2 separate regions of the Homo sapiens genome follow, and region 1 is linked to region 2. Evidence: read pairs that join two places in POLR2A ChIA-PET (ENCODE). Cell type or tissue: K562. All regions are shown on one strand. Region 1 has its middle 110 kb from the start of TBCA. Region 2 overlaps WDR41 (WD repeat domain 41).

Region 1 (4,000 bases), 410 kb after region 2:
TTCTTTTTCTTTTTCTTTTTCTTTTTTTTTTATGTCTTTGGGCAGGACTCTGCGTGTGGGATTAACCAACCAACTTTCTTCCCCCAACAGACATTTTTGAGCTATACTGTGACCTGTGTCAGAAAACTGACGCTGACAACAGACCTGCAAGTACGAACTTGTTATCCCTGCTTCACAGATAAAGGGGCTGACTCACAGGAGGATTCACTGATGCAGCCAGGATTGCACCGCCAGCTCAGAGAGGTCAGTGAGGGAAACCCCACTCTCTCTGACTCAAAGTTCACTCTGACTTGAAGTTCACTCTGCCAGGGGCTGCCCTGGGGGACAGGAAAGAGGTCCTGCCTTTTTTTTTTTTCTTTTTCTTTCTTTTTTTTTTCTTTGAGACAGTCTTGCTCTGTTGCCCAAGCTGGAGTAAAGTGGCATGATCTCAGCTCACTGCAACCTCCACCTCCCGGGTTCAAGCAATCCTCCTGCCTCAGCCTCCCAAGTAGCTGGGATTACAAGAATGCACCACCATGCCTGGTTAATTTTTGTATTTGTAGTAAACACGGGGTTTCACCATGTTGGCCAGCCTGGAGTCAAACTCCTGACCTCAAGTGATCCGTCCACCTTGGCCTCCCAAAGTGCTGGGATTACAGGCGTGAGCCACTGCACTGGGCCAGCTTATTCTTAGTGAGTTGTTTAGTTCTCCTCTTTGTCATAGTCACAAACACTACTCTGCACCTTGGTCCATCCTGTCATGGTGGGCACTTGCAATAGTCAGGATGAACTAGTTAACTAGTTACACTATGAAACAAGTCTTATTCATACGACACACCCAAAGCAGATTGGTTAGGAGGCTCTAAGTATCCTAGTCACTCAGGGACTCAGGCAGACAGAGACTCCACCATCTCATTAGATCTTAAGTCAACATCACAATACAATGCTTCAGGATTCACCATCGCACAGAAAGAGGGCATGAAAAGTTACAACATGACTCCTAAATGTGCTTGCCCAGAAGTGACATAAATCCCCTTACTTTTTTTTTTTTTTTTTTTTTTTTTAGGAGACAGAGTCTTGTCTTGCTCTGTCACCCAGGCTGGAGTGCAGTGGCACGATCTTGACTCACTGCAACCTCCACTTCCTGGATTCAAGCGATTCTCATGCCTCAGCCTCCCAAGTAGCTGGGACTATAAGCACGCACCACCACCCTCGGCTAATTTTTGTATTTTTAGTAGAGGTGGAGTTTTGCCATGTTGGCCAGGCTGGTCTTGAACTCCTGGCCTCAAGTGATCTGCCCGCCTGGGCCTCCCAAAGTGCTGGATTACAGGCCCCCCTCACCTTTCACGGGCCAAGGTGAGTCATATGGCCACACCTGACTTAAAGCCAGTCCTCCTATATGCCTGGAGGAAGAAGAGAACCAGAAATCTTAGAGAGCTGCAGTCATGTCTACAACAGTACTCTTGGTCACAAGGAGGAAGGAGCACTGAGCTGAGAGTCACAGGGCCTTCATCCTAATACTGGCTTTGCCCCTGTATAAGCTCCATGTCCTTGTCCTCTCTCTTAACCTCATGGCTCCCACATCCTCCTCTGCAAATGAGGGCTTGAGATAGATGGTCACCTCTCCGATACTGCACCAGAACAAATTTATTACCTTTGCTAGATTTCAGGTCCCACATGCTTGGGAACAGGTCTGTGGGGTCATCTCCAGTGAAAGCCAACAGCGCAGAGAGGATGATGCGGGTCCTCGTGGAAACAGACTCATTTGTACGCATGATAAGGAAGCTGGCTAGAGTCCACCAGCTCTGAGTTTTGAGATAGTCCACACCAGCATGATGAATGTGTCAAAGATTCCATGTCACACAATAGACTTTGTTAACTCGCTTTGACAAAGGCCTTTTACTTTTAACTGCTTGTGACAGCAGCTCAGAGTTTACTCGTCAATGTGCCTCACATACAGGTGTTGCCCACTTCATATAATAGATATGTTCCTTTAAAAAAAAAAAAGAGGGTGGAAATTTCAAAACCAGAAAATCACCGTTTGAGTTTATGGAAAATCACATTAGTTACAGGAATCCAATGACACAAGTTTTTGAGAAACGGTGAAAAGATCATTGGTCGTTTTACTTTTTCTCTTAAGTCATTGCTTCTGATAATACTGAGAGTTATCTGGCACAGTACACAAAGCACAGTAAAGACATTCAATGATATTTGTGAACGAATGGATAAAACTCAGTTTTCTAACTGTGGTTGACCTGGCATTTTCATAAAATAATGATACTTATATCTGTATCACACTTTCTAGTTAGCAAGCCTTACGTTTACCTGGGACAGGAGTAGAAAGAGCATAAACTTTGGTGTCAGACTGGCGTTCTTATTGCGGGTCTCTTTCTTAGCAGCTGTGAGCTTAGACACAGTACTTCACCTCCTGGAGCATCCATCATCTTATTTGTAAAATATGAGTGATGCCAGCTTCTCAGGATTGTTGAAAGAGTGTGATGAGAGCCTTATGGGTTTTTTCTTTTTCTTTTTTTTTTCTTTTTAGAAATGGCATTCCGCTTTGTTGCCCAGGCTGGTCTCAAACTCCTGACTTCAGAGGATCCTCCTGTCTCAGCCTCCCAAAGTGCTAGGGTTCCAGGCATGAGCCACTGCGCCCTGCCCGGAGCCTTATGTTAACATGTCTATTACAGGACCTGACATGAAGAAGAGACTTAATAAAAGGTGATTGTCCTTCCCTTTTCTATGAAGCAGGAAGGGGAGCTATTATTATCTTCATTGTACAGAAGAGAAAGCTGAGGCCCAGAGAGATAAAGTGGCTTGCCCAGAGTTTCACAAATACAGGATTGGAGCCCCAACTTGTGCCTAGCTCTTTAACATACCACCTCACCAGCCCACACAGGAAGGCAATGACTGTGCACTGCAGATATTTGTGCAGGATGTGTATATTACATGATTTGGGGCTGACGCAACTTGTCTTGTACATATTGTTTTATGTGACTTTACTCTGCCTTTCTGCCTGTGCTGATCATGCCCCAAGAGCTGGGCCAGGCCTTGTGCCCTTGCAGAATCTGCCTCTGCAGCTCAGTGATAGTTGCTCAGCAAGTGCTGATCCACTAGCCCATTTCCTTCCTTCCTTCCTTCCTTCTTTCCTTCCTTCCTTCCTTTCTTTCTCTTTCTTTCTTTCTTCTTTTTTTTTTTTTGACAGAGTCTCGCTCCGTCACCCAGGCTGGAGTGCAACGGTGAGATCTCACCTCATTGCAAACTCTGTCTCCCGGGTTCAAGCGATTCTCCTGCCTCACCCTCCCAAGTAGCTGAGATTACAGGTGTGCGCCACCATGCTTGGCTAATTTTTGTATTTTCAGTAGAGGCGAGGTTTCATCATGTTGGCCAAGTTGGTCTCGAACTCCTGACCTCATGATCTACCCACCTCGGCCTCCCAAAGTGCTGGGATTACAGGCATGAGCCACCTTGCTCTGCTGACCATTTTCAAGTGCTTGCAAATCTGTCCACCCAGAGAGGACATAGTAGCACATTTAATAATTAAGAGAAAAGCTTGGTTTTCAGGAACTTTGTCATCTGAGTTTGATAATTATGAAGGGTATAAGAATTCATTTTATGGTATGGTAGGAAAAGAATAACACTACCTAAAATGCTCAGATGATTTATTAAGGGTTCTTATTTGTAGGGACAGCCTCCCATTTTTCTCTCATGTGATGTCCAGCAGGTGGTTCTGACCTGACTAGTACACATTCTTTAACTAAAGACAGAGCACTGCTAGGCGGCAGACACAGACCTGTGCCCCAGGCTGTAATGGTGAGACAGGCATAATCCCTGATCATGGAACCTATGGGCACAAGGCAGTCAACAGTTAAATACACACAATATTTATAAGTTACAATGAATTAAACGAAGGAAAAGACGAGGAACTAAGAGACAGCCTAATTGGAGGATCTCATTTAGATTGGGAGGCTGGGGAAAGTCTCCATGAAGAAGTGTTATCTACACTGAAACCTGAGAAAAG
Region 2 (4,000 bases):
TCTTTAAAGTCCTTCTTTGCTTTAAAATTCTATGATTTTAAGAAATCCCTGACTTAAGTGAAATGAAACCAAGCTGACAAGTGCCTTCAGTGACAGGAAGTGATATTCTAGGAAGTGATTACGATGTTAAATAAATTCATTACTTCTATTATTCTCTCTGTAAATAATTATTATTTAAAGTCAAGATCTCTCTTTTGCTCAGCTCAACTCCTTAGTCTTTCCACATAAATGCTTTGTTCTTGGTTTGGAAGATTTGAGGATTTTTTAGGGTTTTTTTGTTGCTTTTTAGTGAAGATGCTTGAAATGCACAGGTAAAGCTTGTCTTATGGCATGAAAAATGAGCTGTGATAGTCTGCTATAGCTTCTCTCTCCTTTTTATATCCCATTCACCATATCACAGGGACAATCACCAAATTCTGTAGAGTAGAAGATATTCTGAACATAAACACTATCAAAAGGAATAACCTGTCATACAGGATTATTCATCACCATATTATACTAAAATTCACCATCTTATTATACTAACGCAACAAAGTAGTATAAATAATCACATCATAAGCATGTCAAATAATTTACTGTTAATGTCATCCACAAGTTTGTAAATAATTTTTAATGACTCAGAATCAATTTAAAGTTGTCCCCATAATATTGCTTTCACTCAAATTCAGGCTTTTTTTTTTTTTCAGTATGAGAGAAAGAAGTGGTGTTAAAGAGAGCCAGCTATGAATGACATATAACTGGCCCCTTATAATTAACAGATGCTATGTGAGCATCTGTTCTAATGGATTTTTTACCCCTTTATGAGATAACAAAATCCCACTATTTCAGTCATGAAATACTTTCCTTAACACTCCAAACTGAGTTTCATGTTCAAATTTCTTATCTTCAGTTTCAAAGTTCAGTGCCTTCACTGGCTCAGACAATTCCAATACTCAGTTCTTATTTCAAAATCCTTTGAGTACATCTACTACTGGTAGAACCAAGATTATTCAGGAGACATGAAATTGATCAAATACAGTCTGACAGTCTTTTAATAATTTTTAAATACAGAACTACCTATCTTTTTAACAGAATGGACCTGTTAAATTTAGGTAACTAGCTAAAAATCACAAAGAGTTATTTTTAAATCCATGCCTATCATTTATTCTTATTTTAAAATGTAACATATAAAAGATCCGGAGATTAAAAAGAAAATGATCATTTTTAAAATAAAAATAGATTTCCTATGCTTAATTATCTACATTTTCTCAATCAGATTAGTAAATAGTACCTTGAATATCAAAAATAGTTGCTGGAAATAAATCTTTAGCAGCTTATGTTTCTGGGCCTATTGATTTCTTTTTATTTGTATAGTGATGGTGGGGAGGGCAGGACTCAAGGTCTTAAGTGTTCTTTGGTATAAAACATCAATTTCTATTGATTCTTTAAACTTAAAATTGCATTTAGAAGACAGCAAGTTTAAAATACATACTTTTTTTCTAACCCTAATTTTTAACTTCTTATGATTGTTTTATCATGTTTGACTTTCATGAGTTCACAATGAGAGATGACTGAGAACAGCTGAGAGTTTAGAAATGGGATATAGAGCATTTAACCTCAAACTTTAATTCAATCAGTAGGGAACAAAAGTTAAATCTAAATAAGGCTCAATAGTAATGCATGAAATCACAGTCAATTTTTTATTGCTGCAAGGTCAATTACCTGGTTGGTAGATTATTCAGGCCTTCTATTCTTATATATATTCTATTGCTACCATTTTTTTTTTTTTTTTGCCATTTCAGTATTTATTACTACCTCCCCTAAAGAGGAAACATTAAGCTTTAAAATACAAACCAGTATAACTTTGACACATATTAGTACCTGTCATAAAAAAACTAATAAAGGGTTGAGATATCATTCACAAATTACAATTACCCATCCTATTATGATGGATAACAAAAAACTAGCTATACTTTATCAGTTTATCTTAAACTAAATCCTAGTCAGTCAAGCATACACTTCAACCATCTCCAAATCAGAAATGGAAATACAACCCAAGAATTCCTAATTGTAAGGTATAGTGTAACTGCTGAAAAGAAGTAATGAACTATAAAATAAAAAAAGGATTAAAATGTCAATAAAGTTTAAGCTATTCTATCCAATGGAAGAATAGTAATATTGCCAGATAACATTTTACATACTAATTTTTAAAAACATTCTAAAGTAACAGAAAGCAAAAACTTAAGCCTAAAGATAAGATTTTGAGAGAAATGTTTCTTTACCGATTAGCAAAAAATGTATTCAGTGTGATTCCGTGCTAGGAGTTAGGGAAATGTGAAGACACCTTACATGTGGTTCTTGCTTTGAGATCTTAAAACTTTATGATTGTTTAGAAATGTACCGTATTTCATCAAATCTAAGACATCAATTGTAAGACACTCTTATTTTATTTACCATTAAGGAAAACATACTGCCAATTACAATTGAAACACACAATTATATGATGTGTCCAAATTTTAGAGATGTCAAAATAGAAAAAAATATGCTTCTTAGAATCATGAACTCTAAGAATTACCATATTTATTGATCTTTATCTTTATAACATGGCACTTGCCAGTCTAATGAATCTCTGATTATCTCTGGCAGGTTTTAAGTGCTAAAGAAATGCTTGTTGAATGAATAAGTGAATGCATAAGCAAACATTTAAGTGTTCAAGGGCTCTGTGAAATAGATTGATTAATGATGGCAATGTAACCCCATATTTTCCTTTTATCATAATTAATGTAAATATACTACCACAAAAAATAGAAACTTAAAAATTTAAAACCCAGAATCCCTACCACACAAAAATAAATTTCTATATTTTTTCATATTCCTGTCCAATTCTTATCCATATACTTCAGGTTTTTTCTTTAACTTAAAACCAAGTCCAAGATCACACCACTCTCCAGCCTGGACAACAGAGCAAGACTCCATCTCAAAAAAAACACAAAAAACAAAAAAAACCCAAGTTGTTAAAAATACTCCTTGAGACTACACAATTAAATGACTAAGCAAAACTTACATTCATGAAAAACAAGTTCAACAAGGTGAAACATGGTTTAACAAAGACCTATGGCAGACCTCCTAGAATGTTTCATCCTCTCATCCCCTAATTATGAGAACTAAATTTATTATGATAGTCCATAAGTCACTCGGTAATTCAATACTTACTAAGCACTAACTATATAGATGCTTAAACCTAAGAATAAAGATCAAGAGATTGTTCTTGCCATTCAAGAACTCACAGTCCAACATTACCATGTGATGCTATAGGGTCTAGATCATGAGTCCTTAGAGAATTCTCACTTACAACCATCTTAATGTATAAAAATAATTCCCTCTAAACATCTTCTCTTTGAACATCTCTGAGAAAGTATTCTCTCGTTCCTTCCAACAGTGGGCTGAAAACTACAGCAAAGCTTAATAAAGATTTGTAAAAAATAAATTGTTTTCACAATAATTCTTATGTCCAATAGCTAAATGCTCATTTAATAGTTCTTACTCATGTGAAGGCCTTTCAACTAAGTGAAGGTCCCAAAAATTCAAATGTTACCTTAAAGGACATAAAAAGTATAGTCCATAAACCTGAACCATAAATCTTCCTGTATTCAATGTCTACATAAGGCACTGAAAAAATAAAAATCTTAATACGACATTATTATGGCAGTACAGGCACCCCAGTGGTTAACTTTCCACCTAACCTGCAAGTACTTTCTAATGCATGATAAAACTAAAATACTATACAGTTTCCATGATCATCTCATCATTTTTTTTGTACAGTAAGACGCAGGATCTAAATAAGGTCTATATAGCACAACTGCTTGATATATCTCTAAAGTCTCTTTTTTCTATGGTTTTGTTCTCCATCTTTTTCTTCCTTGCAATCTTTTTGTTGAAAAAAGTTGTCTCTCTTCAACCCAAATGTCTATCAATGATAGACTGGATTAAGAAAATGTGGCACATATACACCATGGAATAC

What was found. ChIA-PET counts read pairs that join two places held together with the same protein. Peaks named below come from ENCODE experiments on the same cell type or tissue, not always from the same donor. Only the 100,000 strongest peaks of a DNase experiment are listed, where the experiment ranks them.
Region 1: POLR2A ChIA-PET joins it to region 2 with 6 read pairs; 2 of 35 experiments call an interaction of 5 or more read pairs at or near these places.

Annotation. Positions count from the first base shown.
Region 1 is chr5:77,879,955-77,883,954 of GRCh38, forward strand. No RefSeq gene overlaps it. Among named protein-coding and RNA genes, the nearest start is that of TBCA, 110 kb to the left of the region's middle. RefSeq lists an enhancer at 63-132. In K562, no CTCF peak of the experiment used is centred here; DNase peaks (open chromatin) are centred at 187 and 1,697.
Region 2 is chr5:77,465,052-77,469,051 of GRCh38, forward strand. The region is part of intron 2 of WDR41 (WD repeat domain 41); the gene reads right to left. Among named protein-coding and RNA genes, the nearest start is that of WDR41, 25 kb to the right of the region's middle. In K562, no CTCF peak of the experiment used is centred here; no DNase peak of the experiment used is centred here.